Linked DNA regions of Mus musculus: all the other regions are linked to region 2. The links are chromatin loops, found by intact Hi-C in ENCODE. Cell type or tissue: heart. All regions are shown on one strand.

What was found. Peaks named below come from ENCODE experiments on the same cell type or tissue, not always from the same donor. Only the 100,000 strongest peaks of a DNase experiment are listed, where the experiment ranks them.
Region 1: a loop joins it to region 2, with 5 times the contacts of the local background. A loop is called at or near these places in 6 of 42 quality-filtered maps.
Region 3: it touches region 2 in a loop (4-fold over the local background); 13 of 42 quality-filtered maps call a loop at or near these places.

What each region holds. Positions count from the first base shown.
Region 1 is chr15:91,699,223-91,707,222 of GRCm38, forward strand. Lrrk2 (leucine-rich repeat kinase 2) reads left to right here. Exons shown (of 51, transcript NM_025730.3): 8 at 661-780; 9 at 1,124-1,266; 10 at 1,355-1,434; 11 at 2,948-3,054; 12 at 5,884-6,013. Among named protein-coding and RNA genes, the nearest start is that of Lrrk2, 30 kb to the left of the region's middle. In heart, a CTCF peak has its summit at 3,962; a DNase peak (open chromatin) is centred at 4,129; H3K27ac peaks cover 851 bases.
Region 2 is chr15:91,605,923-91,613,922 of GRCm38, forward strand. No RefSeq gene overlaps it. Among named protein-coding and RNA genes, the nearest start is that of Slc2a13, 37 kb to the left of the region's middle. In heart, a CTCF peak has its summit at 3,984 (motif pointing right); no DNase peak of the experiment used is centred here.
Region 3 is chr15:91,668,555-91,676,554 of GRCm38, forward strand. Lrrk2 (leucine-rich repeat kinase 2) reads left to right here and starts at 4,670. Exons shown (of 51, transcript NM_025730.3): 1 at 4,670-4,883; 2 at 5,066-5,151. The coding sequence starts at 4,727. In heart, a CTCF peak has its summit at 4,440; a DNase peak (open chromatin) is centred at 4,587; H3K4me3 peaks cover 1,785 bases; H3K27ac peaks cover 1,684 bases.

The DNA.
Region 1 (8,000 bases), 93 kb after region 2:
AGGAAGATGGAAGAAAGGAGTGTGGCATTTCCACTGCCAGAAGAATAAATATGAGGAGATGCAGATAGATATTCGCTGACTTAAACGTTGTATTACATCGAAACAGTAGATAGTACCCCAGAGGTGTGTACCAATTTTTGCCTCTAGTCTCAGTTGAAAATATATGTAAAAGAATTTACCTGGAATTATAATTAGAACAATAGCAAAGCAACAAAGTATTTCCCAGGAAATGTAGTGGTCACATGCTGGTCCGTATCTTTACAGGGTGAGATGTTTGCAGGTTGCATTTCAAGAAGGACACAGTTGTGTAAGAGGCTGACCTTGAGAGCATTGTGACAACTAGGAATACGATAGTGCCATGTACAGGAGATGCCCAGTTATTTCTGCGTGATAATTTGAGGAGTTAGAACTGACGTAAGCAGATAGATCTCTGGTCTTACTCAGCCAGCAAAGTCTAATAAGACAGACAATGGTAGGAACCAGAGTTTCAAAAAGTCTCTTGCATTTAATGTACACCACTATGTTGTAAAGAGCGATTTACTGATTTAATATGTACTCTCATGCTATTAGATAGATTTATTGATTTAAGCACTGCTACATAAGTAAATGCATCTTAGTTTGCTTGGGTTAGAGTTTACAGAGTGTCTCACTTTACTTTAGGTAACTTTTTCAACATCCTGGTGTTGAACGAAGTGCATGTCTTTGTGGTGAAAGCGGTCCGACAGTATCCTGAGAACGCAGCCTTACAGATCTCTGCACTCAGCTGTTTAGCACTCCTCAGTAAGTCCCCTGGCCAACCAGGAACATCTTTTTCTCCTTTTAAGTGTTGAGGGTTAAAGGACCTTCTTCCAGTCGGAAAGATGCTCTTGGAGCACCAAGTGTTGGCATCTCCCTGTTCGTGTGATATATCAAGAACCAGGCAATCACTTCAGATAATCCTTCTCTAAATCACCTAGGGTGGTGGGCACCCACCTCCTCACATGACGAGGCAGCAGTTATGCATGTGGAAAATATTAAAAGTGGCTTCATGATTAGTGAAGGGTAGTTTGTAAAGGATAGTCTGTTGAGAGCATTGAAACCCAGCACTTGGTGGTTATATATACCTTTTTTTTTTTCCTTTTAGCTGAGACTATTTTCTTAAACCAAGACTTGGAGGAAAGAAGTGAGACTCAAGAGCAGAGCGAAGAGGAAGACAGTGAGAAGCTTTTCTGGCTGGAACCCTGCTATAAAGCCCTGGTGCGCCATCGAAAGGACAAACACGTGCAGGTCGGACACACAGTTAATCACTGGCGTAAGATCAGGCTTTCTCACCATTGCTATTTTGATACAGTTTTCTTCTTCCTTCCTGATCTAGGAGGCTGCCTGCTGGGCACTAAATAACCTCCTTATGTACCAGAACAGTTTGCATGAGAAGATCGGAGATGAAGATGGCCAGTAAGTATCTCTAGGTGTTATGATAGAAAACCCGGTTCTGTTTCAGCCAGTGCGTAGAAACTGCCATTGCTAGATTTTCTTGTCAGAATTTAGGCTTTAGCGCTGTTGTATGTTAGTGATGGGTCTATAATTTTGTCTAGTTTTCCCACAAGACAGGCTTTGAAGGTGTGGCTTTTAAGGTGTGACAGGCCTGGTGTGGTATAAAGTGTTTTAATTCCTACTGAAATATAGACCATTTTCATCTCTACTGAGGGATTTGGCATCATGAATCATTCACTTCTCTGTGAATCCTGGGAAATCAACCCTCAGTTTTCTGGCTGACCAGGTACAGATGCATAGTTAATTCATTCCAGCCAAGCACATTCACAGACCCACTGGTTCTGGGCCACCAACCAGCTGGTTGCCTGTGTCAGGTTAGAAACCTACTCTGGCAGGTCCCACCAGGCAGCAGTGTGGACTGCTATGTATTCCTATTTGCATAATGGCCCTCTGCTGGAAAAGAGAGACTCGGGGAAGCAGACTCTACTTAAAAACTCCCATTTGGAGAAGAGATAGTGACTCTTGAAAACTGAGATAAGCCAAAAACCGAATTATCCCGAGTGAGCAACTTTTCAGGAGCTTGTGTTTGGGCAGATTCAGGAGTGCAACTTATACACAGCTTAGATCACAGCACACATAGTCCTCAGTACCCGGAGATCTCTCCAGGAAATATGTTATTAAAAGGAAAGCACATTTATCCCCTCTGCCTCTTACGTCTGCTTTGTTTTTGTTTCTTTTCCCCACTTAAATCGCTCTTCTTGCCATTTTCCCCTTCCCTCCTTTTACATTTTTCTTCCTGGTACCTCAAGATTGTCTTCTGTTTGAGATGTGGCTCATCTGCTGATGCCTTTCTCTCATCCTGCTTTATGACTGACAACCCCTATTGTGCATTTTAGTCCTTTGTTTTGTGTACTTAGTATGTTAGTATTTGTACGGCATTTATAAGGCTTGCAAGAGTCACGCTTTGGTTGTAGGCATTCTACAATGGCATTCTTAGGCACAATTTCTTGTTGTCTATTTTCATTTACTCACAGTAAAATATAGTCCAAAACACTAAATGGAAAACTCCAGAAATGATCAATGTATGTATTTTTCTTTGTCTCTTGCTGTGAGAAGTGAGAAGAAATCCTGTGCTGTTGTTCGGCCCATCCTTCCCTGGTTTTAACTCTGTTTTCATGTTCACCCTGTGTGATTTGCACCATAGCAACTTTGTAGCTGCCTATCCCTCCTTACATGTTTACAAAGCCATGCGTCCTCCATAAGGCTTACAGGCTTCTGAAGAAACAGAAGTGTTAGTGTTGGACACACTTGAATCTAACCTCTGCCAATAGCATTGTTTGGCATAAGCTTCTATTGTAAGTGGAGATGGCATAGAGTGTGGCTTCCACTGCCTGTGCTGTTAGCGTTCACAGGCAGCGAAAGTGAGCATTGGGGCCGGAGGCTGCGAACTGAGATGTGGTTGGCTTTTTCAAAGGTTCCCTGCGCACAGGGAAGTGATGCTGTCTATGCTGATGCACTCTTCTTCCAAAGATGTCTTCCAAGCAGCTGCACATGCTCTGTCCACTCTCTTGGAACAAAATGGTAAGGGGAATACTGTGTTTTTTAATAAGGAGGAACAACGTTATGTTGTTTTCTTATAAAAGCTATAAATTCTGAAAAATTCAGATATGTAGATGGGGCTAGCTGAAGTGTGTATGTATGTATATAAAGGATAAAAAAATATATAATAGGTGTATGTTCCTCAGGACTTCTGCTCATTTATGGCATATGTGATACATACTTGCAGAAACTGGAACATTGTATCCATTTTAAATGCAGCCATGTATGATGCAAACTTACAGAAATTGTAACATTGTATCTACTTTAAATGCATGTTTTGCTTCCATCCTTATATTAATAAATGTATTTATTATTATTGTCATTACAATTTTAATAACTGTGTAGCTTTCCTATATATCTATAACCTATTTTAGGAACCAGTTTCTGTTGATTGACTTTTAGCTTACATACCATGGGAATTTTTAGAGTTCTCATCAGGTCTTTTTCTCTAAAAAAGATTGCCTGCATTTTCCTGTACATATTTATTTATTCTTCTTAAATAAATTTTACAGGAGTGCTAATGTTTGATGGGCTATTCACTGTTTCAAAACTGGTAAAATTGTCCAGAATGAAATGTTTTATATTTACGATTTTTTGAAAATGATTTTTTTATGTATAATCCCTCTTATACCTTAGGAGGTCCCTTAAGCTTTAAGGTCCTGGCTCAAACTGCTTCAGATTCCTGACCCCATAAACAGGAAGTTTTGCCAGGAAAACTTGTCTGGCATCAGGCAGGGGGACTTGGCAGCTCTTATGTGATATTTTTAGGCAGTGAAACATTAAAAAAAAAAAAAGGAAGATTGATCTGAGACACAACAACGTAAGCACCACCAGATTTTTGTGGCAAGGCCAGGCTAGTGAGGAAGACACGCCTCCTGCAGGCTGTTCCTTCTCTCTGATGGCATTTTAATAAAAGCAGAACCTCATCAAATGTATTGCGTACATGTGTGAAATTGTTAAAGAACAAAGTTAATCGGCTAAGAGTGAATCGGGCACATCACACAGAGGCTTGGAATAGCCAGGCCTTGAGTGATGACAGGGCCTGTCCCAGGGCTGAGTCATCACAGGATGTGTCGTGTAGCTATGGAGGTCTGGGCAGGGATTGCATTGCAGCCAAGGAGCATTGTGTATAGCTCCCCAGGGGAGAGGAAGCTTGCTGCCAGGCAGCAATAGTGTGGTGAGGCTGTGGGTCTTAACTATGAGGAGACTCTGTTAGGTCCCTCCATCAGTCGTTAAGATTTTGTGACTTGGGGTTGCTTTTGTTATGGCCTTTGTGGGACAATGACCTTGTGAGTCAGCTTGGCATCTGTTTGGAATCAGTCCCTGCCCTCCCTTCATGCTCCCCCACCTTTGTTCCCGGCTCTCTGCTAGATGTGCTTAGATGCCTTTGCACATCCTGGGCTTCCTGGTATAAGAGAGTAGTAAGATGTTCAGTGGCTTCCTTATTTAGCTCCACCACCAAATTCACACTGCAAGCAACTTGAGGCAGTGACTATGAAGACTGAAGGGATGGGAAGGGTTTTTGTTTTTGTTTTTGTTTTTTTTAAATCAGGATTGGGTTGGCAGAAAGGAGAACTGGGCTCTTAGACAGGAATGGTGACACAGGCCAGCAATCTCAGCACTCCAGCTAAAGCAGGAAGAATTGTATTCAGGGCCAACCTGAGCTACTAAATCTCAAAGAGAAATTAAAGAGGAAGAGGAATAAGGAGGAGGAGGGGATGGAGAGGGAAAAAAATGGTGTCTTGGCACCATGGCGATTTGAAGGCTCAGGCCCAAATACCTTTTGTGATAATTTTCTCATTTAGTTAAGCAGTTGCATGAATTGAGCTACCATGTTCTGAGTTCGTATCATGTACTAGATTCCATACAATCTACACCCTTGTGGTACGACAGTTACATAAAAATTTTAGGCTAGTGGTGTCAAATTCTAATGGGGAAGATGGACAAGAAGACTAACTAAGGAATGTGATGCATGAGTTAGCCAAGACAAAGGTCGAGCTGAGAAGGAGGGTTTGATCTTTGAACCAGAGGACATACAAGCATGAATGAGCACTCACTAAAGGTGACTACTGTAGGAGTTTGCGTTTTGTGATTTGTCTTTGAATGCAGATAACCTTTTGCTAAAATAGAGCCGATAAAGGCAACAAACTTCTACAAGTAGGTAGGGAGACGTGAAAATGTCCTGTACGCTCTGAAGGGACTTCACGACGACCGCCCTTCTCCCTGTCATGTTTCCCATTATTGAGCAATGCCATTTCTGCATAGTTAGATCGAGATGAGATTCGTGAATAAATCATGCAGCCCACTGAGATGTACAAAGTAGTTCAGAGCATCCCAGACCAGGCCATTCCACTGGCCTGTCACCAGTGAGCGATATGCCTCCACACACCTGCGGTCCTTCTCCTCAGGCCTGCCCCTGGCTCCCATCACCAATGGAGGAATGGCTTGCATCCATGCACTGATGTCTAGCATACTTGTGCTTCCTAGCCATTTTGTGAGATTCCAAGATTAGACGATCATTTAATTTTCATCCTAACTGAAGAGTGCTGTTTGCATACATTGTTCTACAGAGCACTTCTTTCTTATGGGATTTAATGTATTAATCACACTAATACCTGTCTACTCTGTAAATAAAAAAATTAACTGGAAACTTCAATAAAGAATTAATAAATATGAAAATCAGAGGATGTCATCTATTTGTAAGATATAGGTGACTATTAATGATCTTTAAGTGGCTAATGAAATATGTTATATGTGTTCTTGCAATTGTGAGCTTTCATTACTATAAGTAACTTGAAAAACACCTTATAGTTAATTTCAGGAAAATCCTGCTGGCAAAAGGAGTATACCTGAATGTCTTGGAATTGATGCAGAAGCATGCCCATGCGCCTGAGGTGGCAGAGAGTGGCTGCAAGATGCTGAGTCACCTGTTTGAAGGAAGGTACTGCACATTCATGAGTGTGTGTGTGTATACATATATATATACATTTATATATACACATGCACATACGTATACATACACATGTGCATATACCATATACTAAGCCATATACCTATACACATACATACACACATGCCTATATGTATATGTATATATCGGGGCACTGAACCAGGTGGAATGTCATTCAAAGCTGTTGGAATAGAAAACTAAACATGGTACATGAGACCATACCTCTTGCCATCTTCCCCCTGATATTCTGGAATTATTTTATCCAAACATTAAAAAGTGTAGCAGAGGCTGAAGAAATATGGTGAAGGTTTGCTTCTGTGCTTTAAGCATTGTGTTATCTGGCTTAGAAATAATAAATATGCAAAAGAACTGATAATAGCTTTTAAGATCAATATATATGTGAATATACCAAACTATAAATATAAACATTTTGCAACTATTGCTTTTCAGAATTAAAGCACTATTTATTTATTACAATGCATTGTTTATTTCTAGTCTTTCATTTAAATTAACTTTGGCCTGTCTTCTTCCTCTTCTTCCTTTCCCAGTGACACTTTATTCCAAAGCACCTCATGCCAACCTTAGTGACACTGTGTGCCTGGTTTGTGGCACAAAAAAGACATTATTACATGTGGTTGAAATGGTGAGAGGGAGCCAGAGGCTTACAAAACCTGCCAAAAACTGAAATTCAGGCAGGTATCCCCTCCAGCCATAAATATTCAGTATATTTTCTCAATCTATTAAGCAAAAAATGTATAATAATGGTGGCATTGTTTGATATCAAATGGAAAGCAGCCATACAGGAAACAGATATGAATTTTTAAAGTCATCTAGGGTACAGGTGCTACAGGTGAGTTGGATCTTGTGCCTTGGCTTGTTGTCAGACTCTCTTGCAAGGAAGAAATGAACAAATGTCTTCATTTGTTCTATATCTTCTAAACATTGAATCTAAAGCATACCAAGTAAGAGTGCCGCTGAATTACAACTTCGTGAGCAGATGAGATTTATTGGGGTTATTTAAAGGACTATGGGTGAAGAGTTAGTTCCAGGAGCAAAAATGACTCAAAGACGACTGCATCGCCAAAGCCCTCTCCAGTATGGGTGACAGCTCACAAAGCTAGGAACCTAGAGCACACTGCACAGACAGGCCTCATCATTTAGGAGCCTTACCAAGTCCTACCTCTGAGAACTGACTGTTGGGAGCCAGTGAGCCTGGCTCTTGCCACCACACTCATGCCCATTCACCCTGGCCACACCACAGTCCCAAGCACTGTTTTAATAGACACTGCCAATCTCTGGGAATACTCCATTCCTTTCTGCTGCCCTACATAGCATCCTCTAGCTATTCAGGGGTTTTCCTAATACTGAGAATAACCTACAATAGCTCATAAGGGCTTCTGGAACAACAACAATAACAACAACAATAACAACAATGACAGGCCTCCATTTATCAACCTCAATTTCTTTTTCTTTTGAAAAATGGTCAATAAAACCTCTTTGGCAGAACCTTCCCCCTCCCCAAACCCGGGAATTCTTTTCCACACCCAGTTCTGATTCTCACCCCATGCCAACATCTGGCCTCCACCACTGCAATCCTTTTTCCCATGACTGTTTGACAGACATCTGATATATGACCAACTGACCTTCCCTTACAGATTTGTCCCTCAAGTAGATTTGTCAGTTACCAGTGGTTTGGGAGTCAAGAGAGTTGGACCTTGATCTTTGGTATATTTAAGATAGAAGGGTTGTCTGCCATGGAGGCAGAGATCTGGAAGACCTTTACTCATGCCTTGTGTAGTCTTTGGACACCATACTCTCATGTACAGTGGCCCCAAGCCCCAGAGAACAACTCTTGAGAAGCCTCGGGATTTCTCAGGTCCTTGATCATCAGTCATCTTCCTCGATTTGCCAGAGGAGTTTAGAAGCAGAATATCAAGGGTGTTCCTCCCTGCCTCCCCCCCCAGTACCCCCCCCCCCA
Region 2 (8,000 bases):
TGTAAAGGGACCAATCACGTGCATCATAGTGCAGAGTCGCACAGAGGATGTGAACAAGCAAACACCGGGCAGTTCCTCTTGCAGAGAAGAATCTTGCATGTGTGCACTGGGAAACACGAACGAATAATTATGTTCTCAGAAAGGCTGCGTCATCAAAATCCTGACACTAGGAAAGGAGAGGACACACAGAGACAGAAAGGAGAATAAAGATGAACTGCATCAGCTCTGTGCAAGAGTGAGCCAAGAGGCAAGTGTGGTTTGTATACCCAGTGAGACTCCCCTCGAGGAACACTAAGGTTTTTCTTTGTTAGCTAACTCTTTGAAATAGCTTCTGGCTTAAGGGATGCGGCTTGTGTTAATGTTGGAACAACATCTGGTTTAGACCTATGCAGTTCCTGTGCGTGGTGCCACAGTCTTTGGGAGTTCATATGTCGGTCGGTCCCATCATTTCTAGAAGATACTATAACCTTGTGTCTTCATCACTTCATGACCTCCAGCACTTACAATCATTCTGCTTCTTCTTCTGCATAGCTCCGTGACCCCTAAACTGATAGTAAGAATCCCATTACTCTTTTCATCTGCCAAAGCTTGAAATTAGAATATGCTTTGTAACATCTTAGTGGGATATTATAAATAATACTGGCTGGTATTTCATGACACACACAGTCACAGTAATAGACTGGTTTTTTTTTTTTTTTACAAGAAAACAACGATGACTTCTAAGTAGATTGTGACTGATAAGACTGTTCAACCTCACACATCAGACAATAGTCCAGCTGAATATGCGCTCACTCTTCCCACCTACCAGGGAGTCTAAGAACCGGTAGCAGTTGCACACATCTGTAATCCTGGCGATGGGGATTTGGAGTTCAAGGTCGGCTTGGGATACATAGGGAGACCTTGTCTCAGAACAACAAAATCAGCAGAAATAGCATCTGTGTTGTTGGTTGTACAACACAGATGTTCCACCCGTGGATGTCATATGCATATGTTATTTGGAAAAGAGGACAGAGTAAAGGGAAAAGGTATGTTTGCCTAGGAGAAACAGAATGATGTGCAGAGTCTAGGGAGGAGGGCTAAGTTAAATCTCACATTTTCATTAGCACTGAAAGTTTGGATATGGAGAACAGGTGGCTAAATCGTAGGTAAACAATCAGCAGTGTCGTCTTGACCCACAGGTCAGACAACATTGCTCAACCGACAGATAATTATACTGCAGCATCATTATGCGCAGCAGCAGCTGAGCAGGGGTCACAATTTACAAGTGCGGAGCTTGTCGCCAACAGTCCGTTAATAGGAGGAAGCAAATGTCAAGATTTTCAAATGACATTCAAAGGTTCTAGTCTAGTTCTTCTAATCAAACCTGTGGATTAGCGTGGGAGGTGTCAGTCTGCATCTGTCTGTCATATCTGAATCATCCATCTAGCCACCCATCTGTCTTCTACTTGTAGGTGGAGAGGTATAGTTTCCCTGTTGAGAGCGCTTAGGTGAGATGACACTTTAGAGCAGCAGTTTTCCACCTTCATCACTCCGAAACGCTTTCATACAGTTCACGTTTAACACAGTTCCAGTCATAAAATCATTTTGTTGCTACCTCATAACTGTGATGTGGATACTGTTATGAATTGTAATGTAAATATTTGACATGCGACCCCCAAAGGGGATAAAATCCAGAGGTTGAAAACCAATGTGACTAGAGCAAAACCCAGAGTAAGTACACAGGCCTCATTTACATGCCTTTCATCAGTAAAAGCAAATTGGTGCATCTTTCAGTAATAACTAATTTTAGTGTTGAGGCAATGTAGATGCTGAAGTGAACCAGAGTACCAGTAGGGTCAGGAAGTAAGAAAACGCTCAAACATGATCCCTAAACCATGGAAACAAACAAATGCACAAGAAATTCCAGTGGCCAAAGCTGTAGCGATCAAAGCCAATGAAATAATAATAATGATTAGAAGCCAAAATTTAAAACTGTACATATGCTGGTATAAATTACTTTATAAAATATTGAATAATACAAATATGTGCCGATGTAAATAAATAAATAAATAGGATAAGAGATGGATTTCCCCTCTCTTGAACTTTCGCTAAGAAAGGGATATGACCTGTAGCCTAAGTTGGCGGGAGCTTGTTATGTGGCATAGGGTGGCCTCAAACTCAACACAGTCCCAAGTGCTGGGATTACAGGTATGTGCTGTGACACCTGGTAGGCCACATTTTCTATACAAAGATTTCAAATAACACATGCAAATATAAGCCTCTCCCCCAATGGGGCTTAACTCTCACTGCCCCTTGATGCTTTACATGCAAACTTGACACATTTGTCTCCTTTAAAAAATGGTAAGGGGGTTAATCAAAAATGATACTGGCAAATCTAGCAGACATCATTGCCTTAACCTAGATTACTATCACCCTCCCAAGGAATGAGTCATGTTGAAGTCACCTACCTCCTTAGTGCATATGGTAAAATAACCCCTTGCCTTTTAAATATTTTAGGCAACATCCCGTAACTCCAGTCCAACCAGTAGCAAAATGTCAGATAATACTACATTCCTGAACTTTCTACGAAGATATACTTCTCAAAATTGGCACGATCATTTAAAAAAGGATAAAGACAGAGAAGCTCCAAGACTAAGGGGACAGGATGGGTACATACGGTGCGATGTCCTGGGATCTGGGATAGAAAATAAACCTTAGGGGAAACACTGCTGAAACCTGGAGAAGCTTTGGACTTAAGTTCAGAGTGCTGTGACAGTATTAGCTTGGCAATTTCCCCAGGTTTGACATAGATTTTAATGAGAGGGTAGATAGGTTAAGTCCACACTGAATTCTCTATTCTGTTTTACAAAGTTTCTGTCAAAATTAAACTATGGCCCCCCAAAATCTAAAATTCTCATAAAGTTAAAATTGGAAAATATATGTCTTGTTAATGCACTATCATCACAATGTTATTGGCAAATAGTTAATGGTCAGCAGAGCATTTCTGAGCCAGCTACTTGCAACTCTAAGTCCAGGGTGCCAGATTGTAAGACAGAGACTCAGCTGTAAACAGATTCAGTTTGGACTCAACAGTACTTTTTATGAGACTTTTAGACCTCTGTAACCTTTTTGAGGCCAGGCAAAGGCTGCTGGCAGGTGGTGCAATCAATCTTTCGATCTGACAGTGAGAACATTCATTCAATCCTATGTCACTTTTCACACAAATTCATGGTTGCCTTGAAAGAACCCAACTAAAGGTTATTTCCGCTTAGAGCAAGGATTTTTCCACTCAGCCAATTGGCAATCACCTGCAATCAACATCTAAAATCAAAAGTCGAATCTTGCTTTCCAACTCATCTTTCAATTACCTTGAAATATTTCCCTACCATTTTCCATTTCCACCTCCAAATGAGGTGAGCAAAATTATTTAGGTTAGTACAGAGGAGCAATTATATAACCATGGAGAAAGCTACTTGAAGTACAGGTGTTAAGAATATATGCCGGGTAAGGGTATTATACCAGTCTATGAATATCAAATATATATTTATATTCTCCAATTTCATTTTGTTGAGTGGAAGAAAAAAAATGTCATTCCTCCTGAGAACAGAACAAAGTGAAGTGGGCAGTGAAACAAAACCACTCCTCAAAACACCTCTATTGCCCAGCACACCAGCTAAAACTTCTCCTTGTAGAGAGATGTTCTTGCTGGGACAGGACAGGGAATCAAACGCCCTTGGCTACAATGAGCAGAAGAGCTGTTGGGCTTTGGCTTTTGCACTGCTTTCCAATGGATCAATAGTTATTTAACATCATTGGATAAACAAAGAGAAAGCAATCTTGCCACAAGATATCCGCACCCTTCTTTTAGGTGGAATCCTAATGTGTGGGAAATGTTTGAGGTCTTTGCTATCAAGACACACAGTGGAAGCACCAATTATCGAAGCGAGGAAGTCTCTCTCAGAGGGACAGCTTGGATTATTCATTTTGCTCTTGCGCCTCAAAGAGGTCCACCAGGGGGCACCATTTTCCTGGACGTCTCTAGACGACTTAAGGGGGAAAGTTCTCGGTTTTTTCTCATAGCTTTCAACTGTACCGCCCTTATCAGTTTCTTCCCTTGCTACTTTTATTCATATAAATATATTTATTGTGGTAAAATTTATAGGACACAGTGAAAACTTTACCACTGATATCATTTCAAACTACACAGTTGGGTGGCATTAAGTCCTTTCATATTGTGGCTGGCCTCTGCTGTCATCCTTGTCCTGGCGCTGTTCTGTGCTGCTAAGCACTGTACTCGTCAAACTCCCGTTTTCCCTTTCCTCAACCCTGACAGCCCCAGTTTTAGTCTGGCAGTCTCTCTGAGTATGAGTACTCTTGCTACCTCAAGGATAAACTGGCTCATTACACTTCACAGTTATTTAAAGCTCACCCATGTGGTCCGGAATGATTCTTCTCTCTACCCTTTTTGCAACATAGCCACTGTTATAGAAAGCACCCACTAAACGACTCCTATCGCTGTCATTCTTGTACCTGAATTTCTATTTGTGACATTTTACTTCCTCGATCTGTGTGCATTCCCCAACTTCCCCCACCGACTGTCAAATTCCACCAGCCGCATTCTTTACAAGACTCATCACCACAATAGGGGTCTCTGACACATGGCCTCAGTTCTCACTAAAAAAGGGACTGGTCATCTTACGTTCACAGGTGAACACCATAGCGGCTTTGCAGCTATGGTTCAGAAGCACCGAAGAGCAAAGACAACTGAGTGTAAAGTAAATCTTGATTCAGTAGGCAATGAATGAGGAAAGGATAAGAGTGGGGGAGTGGGAAACATCTGACCGAATTGTGTTGCAACTTCTCTAAGCGCACATTCATACAGTATGAGTGCGCGTGCGCGTGCACGCACAAGCAAACAGGTGCACGCACGCACGCACGCACGCACCTGAGAGACGTATAAATGAAACATCACATAGGCACCAGAAAAATGGCGGTTGAAGATCTGTTTGTATTTATTGTTTTCTGAGACTGCATAAATGAACCTTCACTACCAGGCAAGGAAGAGACGCGGCAGGCTAGGGCATCCAGAGTCAGTGGGCAACCACTGGCAAGCACAGCCTGGTTTGACAGAAGTACACAAAAGGAGTTTTCAAAGAGCCTGTTTAAGACAGAGATGTACATGCCCACAGGCAGTACCACGTTTCTGTTTCCTCCCCCCCCCCCCATCTTTGCTCTTCTGTGGCTATGACTATAAACTCGTTAAAATAAACTGCCCGATAGCACATCTAGATGGTTGTTGATGTCTAAGAGATGAAATGTGGAAATTAACTCTGGGGCCTTTCTTCATTTTTTGGATTTTAAAAAAAAAGTGTAACACCATCTCCCTTTCTCTCTCCAACTCTTATGTTCCTTCCTTATCAAGTTTATAGACTCTTTTCAAATATCTATATATTTATATCTATATAATCTATATGTACACATATATGTACATATGTATATATGTGTATATCTGTATGTATATGTATATATGTATGTATCTATATCTATATATCTCTATATAGTGTTGCTTGTATATATACATTTCTAGGGTTGAGCATTTGTTTTCAATGAGTGGGCTCATTTCCTGAGAAGAGCATACTCCCTTTCTTAGTTGTGGCTAATTGCTCACAGCTATTCATCAATAAGTGAGGACCTCTGAGATTTCCCCATCCATGTTGACATGGCAACTGGCACTGGTGTTATTCAGGTCTCTTGTGGGCAGCCATATTGTTGAGATTTTAAGAATGAAGCTTCCCTGTTGTCTTAGTCAGGGTTTGTATTCCTGCACAAAATATCATGACCAAGAAACAAGCTGGGGAGGAAAGGGTTTATTCAGCTTACACTTCCACGTTGCTGTTCATCACCAAAGGAAGTCAAGACAGGAACTAACACAGGGCAGGAACTTGGAGGCAGGAGCTGATGCAGAGGCCATGGAGGGATGTTACTTACTGGCTTGCTTCCCCTGGCTTGCTCTGCTTTCTTTCTTTTCTTCTTTTTTTTTTTTTTAAAGATTTTAAAAACTATTTATTGTGTATGTGTTTACATACCACAGCACAGGTGTGGGAAGAAGACAACTCACGGAGTAGGTTCTCCCCCTGCCACATGGGTCTGGGGCTGAATTGATGCCATCAGTCTTGGCAGCAAACATCTATACCTGCCATGCCACTGGCCCAAGAGCTTATTTTCATCTATAAACTCAACTCCGTACTATCAAGAGAAGAGTTACATTTGCCTTTTAAGTTCCCACAGACCAAACAACAAAATAGAATCTGCATTTAGAAATGGACCTGCTACCAATACCAATACAAATTTATTGGAATTTGGAATGTAAACAGATGTTTCGAACAAACAATCTAACCTTATAAAAATGTGTGGCATTATTAAATAGTTTCTGAAGAAACCCTAAGTGTGATGTGGTGGATATCTCAAGCATGTTAGGTCCCCAGTGCTGAGGCATGGCTGCAGCCAAGGAGAGGGGACTAGCTGGCAAACCATGTCAGTGACCAATCCCACAAATCAAATAGCCCTATTTTTTAAAAAACCCACAAAATTTAGCTTCTGCTAACGTGAAGGTTAGCACAGTGGATCTGTAAAGCTTTGACACTTGCTCCAGGAGCGCCACTTCCTCCCGTAAGCCATGGCTATCCCTCTCCAGCCAGCTGCAGGAGTTCCAGGACAGCCTTACCCACAGCCAGCAGCCGCATGCAAGAGATGTCTTTGCGTTCACATTTACATATGACCTATCAGAGCTGCATCTGCCCACCATCCTGACTGCAGCCAGACCTGTTTGTCACAGGGTAAGGGGAGGGAAGATGGTGGTAGGCCTTTTTACACCCCTGAGGTCTTTCCTGAATAAATCCTAATAGAACGTTTTCCTCCCTCTTTGACCTGCCTGAAGACTAACTTTCCATCAGCTTGCTTTCTTATAGAACTCAGGACTACCAGCCCAGGGATGGCACCACCCACAATGGGCCCTCCCCCTTGATCACTAATTGGGAAAATGCCTTTCAGCTGGATCTCATGGAGGCATTTCCTCAAGGAAGGTTCCTTTCTCTGTGATAACTCCAGCCTGTGTCAAGTTGACACACAAACCCCAGCCAGTAGAGCTGTCATATCTAGAAGTTGCAACCTCAAAGATTTCCTGGCCTTTTACAGTCATGTTTTCCTGGCCTCTTCCAGGTTGTTCCCTAAAGCTTAGGTATAAGAGCTGTAGACATATGCTTGGACTGGGCACTCCATGGTCATTTGAACTCTGCATCCTGATGAGCTGAAACTACAGTGGATATGATATTATACCTAAGAGGTCCCAAAAATTCCAACTGGAGGCTTTCTTTAAAGGTGCGCTTCCTGAGGTTCCAATCATATTCCTTGTGTCATGTCCTTCCCCTGTACTCTTAGAGAAAAGTCAGACCCTGGCTTGAAGGCACATATGAGTTTCAGGAAAAAATAGAAACTGTTTCTTTACTGTGTGATATATGATTACTGTCGTCAATCAACTGAAGTTGTTAAGAATTTACGACACTCTTCCGAAAGAGAGGCAGGAGAGAACTCTAAAGAATCTGAATAGCTGGTATGACCTAGATAAAATGTAAAGTTTAAAACTTTATTTGCTTTATAGTCCCAACAGATGTTCTAATATTTGAAGATACGGACACATAAGTCTTCTTGGGACTTGGTAGTGTAGGATTTTTCTAGACCACTGAATAATGATAATTGCTAATATGAATAATCTGTGTAAGGTGAAATTTTTCCAAATACTATGTGACTGTCTCACTTGTCCCTAAAAGTGACTCTGTAGGCACCAAGGAAACCAACACCCACGAAGATGAGCTTCATTGCTTAAAGCTTGAAGACCAGATTGTTCAGCAATACCCCATGCTCAGCACCCTGCTCTCTTAGAGCGGGATGCTCTGCTATGCCCCTACAGCAATCCATCATTTGAGCAGCAAGCCCCTGTCTCCATTCTATCTTTGTAGCCAGAT
Region 3 (8,000 bases), 63 kb after region 2:
GAGACTTTTAGCCTCTAATCTCTAGATGTAAGTACATACCCTGGAGTAACTGTAGAATCCAGGAAAGTGCAAAGGGGCCATTGCTGAGGGAGGGGTTGAGCAGAAGCTGTAGAGAGGGAATGTCAGGAAATGATTGGGGACGTGGAAAACAAGAAGGGCTTTAATTAGGAAGTGGGGAGATAAATACAGATGAAGCATGGTAAAATAAGAAATATATCTGAAGAAGTAATAAGGAACCATTTATTAATTACCTGAAAAAGGAAACCCTATTATACACATAAGTTTGTGTGTAAGTATATATTTATAGTTCAAATGAAATCGTTTTTTGTCTAGGCTGACAATGCTGTCCAAGAGACTCCAAGAACACACAAGGCTATGGCTATTGTCCTTGGTTTCTCCCAAGATACGGAAGGTGAATTCCTATGGCTGAGGATAATGTATTTCAGAGGCAGAACCCAGAGACCCCTGCCTGGAACTGACATAAATGCCTCCACTCTCAGGACTAGCTGATATGGTATCAGAAGGTGCCATGCAAGCTTCCAGTGCAAAGACGTTGTCAACAGTCCCTCTTACTTATGATGCTTATAAACTTAAACAGAGATGAGCATGGTGTGATCACCCCAAGTCTTCCGCAGTTGCATGGACACCATTTTGGTAAACAACTCTCTAATTGGATTTAAGAATCACTCAACAAGAGGCAAACCATGCCTGTTACCAGAAACTGAGCCAACTACCCAATGCTAATGAAGCCATGGATTTTGGAGGAGAGTATACAACCACTACTTCACTAAACAAGCATGACCCCTAACTACATTCTTAATATTTGTCCTCATATTCCCAGGTAACTGTAGTCTTTCAGCCCCTCATTGAGGAAACTTCTCTTTGTACCAGATTTGGACTATTACAGAAAACAACAGACAATCAAAATGTACAGTTATGAATCTTAGTTGTTATGGATACATCTATAAAACACATTGGAACCTAAGGCTGAGGGAACATTGTGTAAGAAGTAGAAAGATTGTAGTTGCCAGATCAAGGACTTTGCTGTGAGATTGTACCTCCTAGTAAAGTCAAAAGGTCTCATCAACAAAACTGCCTGAACAAAGACAGCATTGTCTAATGACAAAGTACATGAGGGAAAGACCACAGGCCTTAAGTCTGTAAAAAGAATTATAGGCAAATAAGGAATGCTGAAATAAGAGAAAGAGTTTTACTTGGGGAAGATGCACAAAAAAATTGGTTGTCCAGTACCAAATAGTCGGCTACGAAAATATGCATACACCAGGCAGTGGTGGCGCACAGCTTTAATCCCAGCACTTGGGAGGCAGAGGCAGGCGGATTTCTGAGTTCGAGGCCAGCCTGGTCTACAGAGTGAGTTCCAGGACAACCAGGGCTACACAGATAAACCCTGTCTCAAAAAAAAAAACCAAAATACAAAAACATAAATAGAAAAAAAAAAGAAAATATGCATACAAGTAACATTGTACAGACTGAGAAGGTTATATTTAGGAATATATTATTAGAATAATAATTAGGGATAATACATTATCATGCTAAATATTGTTCTCTCTCTCTCTCTCTCTCTATATATATATATATATATATATATATATATATATATTATCACACACACACACTTATTTCTCACATATCCTCCCATCTGTGTAATACTGTATACTGTGTTACTCTTTCCCTGGCTCTTTATCCAAATAATTTGATGATAAAAGTAAGCTTCATCTATTGTACACACTGTAGCTTATGTAAGGATTTCAGGATGGAATGTGTGGCACCTCATATGGAAATCTAACTTGGTGTGCTCTTTGTGTCTGTTAGTAAAGAAAACACCTGTTCCTGATTCACAGGAAGTCACTAGGAGCTGGATAAACCGTGCTTCCTGGGCCTGTCCCCTCGGTGACCCCAGTGGTACTGTTTCTTCCTCTGGAGAAGAGATACACAGAGGATACTGTGTCCCTGAATCATGGCTGTTTGAACAATTCTTTTACCATAAGTGCCAGGGCTATTCTAACCTTTAGGACCTTCTGCACTATAGATGGATGTGATTCATGTTATATTTTTGTTACTGTTAAGAGACAGTATCTTTTTATATTAAATCTTCCTATTTATTACTCCTATTATTTTTCTCATTTATTTGTGTGTTTTATGAGTTTGATCATTTCTTTGCAAAAGTTTTGTATATCTGTATGTTTAGACTTATCCCCATTCTTTTTCTCATTGTTGATTCACACACACAATTGGACTCATCTTCCTGAGCATATTCTTTATAGAGATGAGCATAGTTTTCTTAGACTTCCTGCTCATTTACAGTAAACTTACATTTTCCTCGAAATGCCTGTTGGGGTGCTGCTGTCTCTCCAGTGACATATTAAAAACTCTTCAAGTTAATTGGTTCTTCCATATGAAAGCCCCAGCCATTTACCATTTTCCTTTTGTTTACTTTTTCTTTCTTCTGATGGCAGAATATCTGAGTTTTAATGAATCACAAATGTTAATGTTGTGTGTCTTCTGTCACTGCGTTTGCTTTTAATGCTGGGCTAAATAACGTTTACTATCCAGTGCCTCCTAATTATTTTTTATTTGCTTTTTAACCCATCTGTAATTTGTTTTGGTGTTTGCTGTGGTTGGCCATGTCAGTTTTATTTCTTTCTTCCTCAGAAGTTAGGTAAACATTGAGTGTTATTTTACTATTCTTTGACTACTTAGTTATGAACTTCTGTCTGCAGCCATCATCTTCATTCTCGTTAACTGGGAAGTTAATGAGTCTTGGAAATTTAGTCAATCAATTCATCACATTTAAAACTCAAGGACACTTTGCCCTAAGGTGTACTGGCTTCTGGCAAATGTTTCCAGCAGAGAGCTCAAAGTACACCCTGTTTGGTGCCCTGCTGAGTATGGAGTCCTACAGGTGGATGATAGTCCTACAAGGGGACTTTGGAAACACGGTGTCACTTAGAATTTTCTTTTGAAGGGACATAAGTCTCAATTTCTGGCAAGGTTTTTGGTGTGTGTGTGTGTGTGTGTGTGTGTGTGTGTGTGTGTGTGTGTGTGTTTTAACAAGAAGTAAATAAAATACGGGGGAAAAAAGAAAAGAAAATCTGAGGTCCTCATGTCATGAAAGCGCATAGAAGAGGTAATATAGGTCTCATATATGTCATCAGCTGAGAGTTTTGTCATTATGGAAAATTACACACAGAGAGGAGCAATGCCCCAGGAATTCATCTCTTACCTTCCACAATTCCCAGTTCATTTCATGTCTAATTCTTCCCGTTTTGACCCCACCCTTCAATCGTGGGTTACTTGGAAGCAAATCCTAACTATTCTAGCCTTGCAAATATTAGCACTTTACTACCACGCAAAGGTGAAAACCCTTGGCAACAAGAAGCACTCAGTGAGTACCCAAGCTGATGGAAACTTGCTTTCTTGTTCTGCTGAAAGTGCAGAGTGTGGACAAACTTTCAGCCTGACCTTCAGTTGTGTCTTGGCTCTCAACCCGCCTCTCAAACCCCTCCACCTCTTACCCATCCCAAAGACATTTCCTCAGACAGGAAAGAACTCCTCATCCGTTTGTGAATTGTTATCAGAATGTTAACGAACTAGAAGCCAGGAAATAAATTAACTGCTCTAATTCTCCTTCGGGGTAAATAACCTTGAGGTTGGGTCATCTGAGACCATAGAACATCCAAGCCTTGACTACAGCACTGTACCAGAGACTTCTCTTCTTGAAAAACCTTACTACGTGAGCATTTTCTTTTGCTTTCTTCTTGGGATGCAACATCTTCTTCACAGGGATGCTTTAGCACTGTGCCTTGCAGATCTGTCCCCTTCTCCCCCGCCCCCTCCCCTTTCTTCTCCTGCTTCAACTCTTCATTTACCTCTTCTCCTTCCCCCTCCCCCTCTCCCCCTGCTCTCTCCCTCTCTCTTCTTCCTCTACTTCTTCCTCCCTCTCCTTTTCCCTTCCCTTTCTCCCCTCCCCCCATTCCTTCTTTCTAGGTAGGCTCTTATAGCCCAGGCTGGCCTTGAACTTGTATGAAGCAAGGATGGCCTCCGATTTCTTTGGTTCTTGTCTTCACCTCCCAGGTGCTGGAATTAGCAGTTGCCCCGGCTTTCAGAATACCCCTTTTAACTTTAGAGGCCCGGGCAGCAGTACTAATAACTAGTTCAGACCAAGAATGCCGTTTAAAGACTGTTTCTTCCAACCTTAGCTTCACTGACTCTGCTGTGAGTTCCATCCTTGAGAGCTGAATCAGAGCTCCCAGATCCTGCCTGCAAACTCAAAACAGAGAGAGGCCTTTTGGCAACCACAACCAGAGCTCAGGATAACCAACAAGCAAACAACTCCTAAAGCCCATGTAGCTGGCCGATTTTGATTGTTAAACGCTGCATTCTTTGGGGAGCAAATTACTCCTCTCCCTATAGGGGGAACTCTTAAAAGAAACCGCTTTCCTGAAAGGGGCCAACTGGGCGGTGTCCTCCTTTCCCAACGCCCCTTTGCTATTCTTAGTGGCGGGGTGGCGGCTTTCGCTTTTCCCCGGCGGAGTTCCCAGCGGCGCGATGCGGCTGGGCAGGCCGGGCTGAGACTGGGCAGGGGCGGTCGCCGTCACCGTCTGGGCGCGGCTGGGGACCGAGGGCTGGGCCTGCAGCGGAGGCGGCCGAGCAGCTCTGAGAGCAGGAGCCGTCCCAGCTCGCCGCAGTCCCCGCCGGCTGCACCATGGCCAGTGGCGCCTGTCAGGGCTGCGAAGAGGAAGAGGAGGAGGAGGCTCTGAAGAAGTTGATAGTCAGGCTGAATAATGTCCAGGAAGGCAAGCAGATCGAGACGTTGCTTCAGCTCCTGGAGGACATGCTGGTGTTCACCTACTCGGACCGCGGTAATGCCTGCAGCCCCTCCCTCCTCTGCAAACTTTATCCTGCACTTGAGTCTTAATCTTGGGCACCCCACTCCTTTCCTTCAGGGAGGAAGGAGCTGAGATCCCTGGAAGATTGAAAGGATGCCAGGATGCCGTGGTTTGTGACTTTGTTTTCATCCCCCATTTGCCCCCTTCTTTTCCAGCCTCCAAGTTATTTGAAGATAAAAATTTCCACGTGCCTCTGTTGATTGTCCTGGACTCCTACATGAGAGTTGCCAGTGTACAGCAGGTAAGCGGGCCTTCCCATCTGTTCCTGAAGACTGTTCTGTGATAGGCCTTATGTCCCGGGGTCTTGAGATTTGCTTTAAGAGGGGAAATCTTGTCAAATGTTGGCAGAGGAGAAGCACCTTTGACATTATCTGGGTGGTGGTAGCAGCAAAATGAAAACAGGGCTCTTATTGGCAAGGTGAGTCCGTTAACCTTTCAAACTATTCTAAGAATGCTCCTTAATATACAGCGAGTTTCTGGTAGAGCAGTGCAGTGAATATTTCCAGCAAGGGAGGGTAATTAAAAAAACAGTAATAAAACAGTCAAGTCTAGGGTCAGTTTGCTTTTATACTTTTAAATTAGAAGACACATTTCAAGGATTCTTCCTGCAGTGTATATCACCCAGTATCTAAAGAAAGTGATGTTTCCCGAATGCCCCCTCGCCTGCCGTGTTTACATTTCTACTTTGCGGCTGTTATCATACAAAGTGGATACAAAAGTAGAACTTCTGTCTGGATCTGTGTCACAGGAAGTCCAGAAGTAGGCTATGTAATTAACTGTGATTTTAAAGCAGACTCGGATAAGTAAGAATGGCTTTCAGTCAGGACAGAATTACTTCTGAAGGTGCTAACTTCCTTTAGAGGTTTGCGATCTGGGGAACTGAAATCAGTTTTGTCATCCAAATACTGAGAGTTATTTGTCGGGGAACTCTGGAGGCACGGGAAGAATAGAATACTCCTTCATAGTCATTCTAGAGACTAAACTTTTCTTAGTCTCCAAGTTCTCTCTCTCTCTCTCTCTCTCTCTCTCTCTCTCTCTCTCTCTCTCTCTCTCCTCCTCCTCCTCCTCCTCCTCTCCTGCCTCCTCCTCTTTCTCCCTCTGTTCCCACCCTGTCAAGTTCTCACAGTATAACCCAGACTACTTAGAACTTGCCATTTTCCTGCCTCTGGCTCCCCAGTGCTATAATTATAGGTATATGTCACCATACCTGGCTCTAATTTTCTTTTAGAAAAGCATACTTTTATCTGCAGTAAATATTTTTATTTTTCCAATTGTGAAACTTTCCTATCTGACTAGTCATTTTCAGGTTGTTATCAGACAAAAATCAAGAGGAAGATGGAGGTATGATAAAGATACTGTACTTTTTAGCACCAAGAGTCTGAATTTTACCCACGGAATATGAATCATTTTGAAGGTGCTTTCTGTTCTCCACCTACATCACCCTTCTTGCTTTATATTCAAAAGTGTCTAATTCTGGCTGCCTACACTGCCAAGACCTAGACTTGGTAGTCTCACGCCTGCTTGGTACCACTGGGAAAAACTGGACCCTGATTTTCAATCAACTGAACACAGAAGGGAGTGGTAGACCTGAGAGCCCAGGGGAATCTGGAATATAGCCATTGCTTACCTCTTTCTCCTTTCATCTCTTCCTTTTGTGTCTGTCTGTCTTTGCTCTGTCTCTGTCTCTCCTCCTTCTTTCTCTGTGCTGACAAGATCTGTGACTTTAAATCTGCTAATGGAATTACTTTGATTACTGATCTATATCCCCAAACACTGTAATTTTCTCTTCCCTGTCTCCCCCCTAACTTTCCTCTTTCATTCCCCTTATCCATTTCTACTCCACTCCCTTTTTCTTCTTCATTCTCTCTTCCTCCTTCTCCTTCTCCTCCTCCTCCATTTTCTCCTCCTTCTTTCCACCCTCCTCCTCCTCCACTGCATTTTTGGTGCTGGGAATTAAACACAGGGATTTGCATCTACCGGACAAGCTCTCTACCAGTAAGCTACCCAGTCAACCAAGACATTCTAGTTCTTGATTTTAGAAAATGCCCAAGTAACTGCAGTGGTTAAGATATTGTTACCAGCTTGTGGAGTGGGCAGCTGCAAAGTCTATTGGAAAGGAACAGCCTCTGGTTTGATAATTTAGCAGAATAAAGTCAGTACTTTCAGTGTTTTATATGTGTTTATTTGCAAGGGCTTTATGCATATTATGTTAATTGTTTTTTCTCTTTGCGGTTCTTTATTAGATATTTTCTTTATATACATTTCAAATGCTACCCCGAAAGTTCCCTATACCCTCCCTCAACCCTGCTCCCCTACCCACCCACTCCTTCTTCTTGGCCCTGGCATTCCCCTGTACTGGGGCATATAAAGTTTGCAATACCAAGGGGCCTCTCTTCCCAGTGATGGGCGACTAGGCCATCTTCTGCTACATATGCAGCTAGAGACAGTAGTTCTGGGGGTACTGGTTAGTTCATATTGTTGTTTCACCTATAGGGTTGCAAGACCCCTTCAGCTCCTTGGGTGCTTTCTCTAGCTTCTCCATTGGGGGCCCTGTGATCCATCTTATAGATGATTGTCTCATATGTTAATTGGTTCTTACTGACATTTGATTGCACTTGAAGAAAGTTGACCAGAGTCTTTCCTTCATATTGATTTAGTTAAAATGAGTAGTCCCTGTGGATACTTGTAATAAAGCTAGGGCTCAAATATGTTCGAGTCTTCAAAATCTCCATCATTTAGTTCTGGACTTACTAAGATTTTTGTGTGAGCAAGCAAAGTCCAATGGTTTGGCACAAATACTATGAGCAAATACAATGGCTATATTGCCGTTGGTCTTATCAAAGGGTTATAGAAAGGATTCTTTCTCTACTGAGATTTTTAGCATCTCTAATTGAAAGTAATATCTTCTTTTAAATCTCTTCACATAATTGGTGAAAGTAGTCTGAGCACCCTTCCATAGTTCTTGCAATCCAATTAGCTAGAAGCACCAAATGAGAATGCCTTGGTGAAGGCAAGGAGTTCCTCGTCAGACATGTATGTTAAGGTTTCTTGTGAGCATCATCCAACACGGCATTTGGGATTCTGGACTTT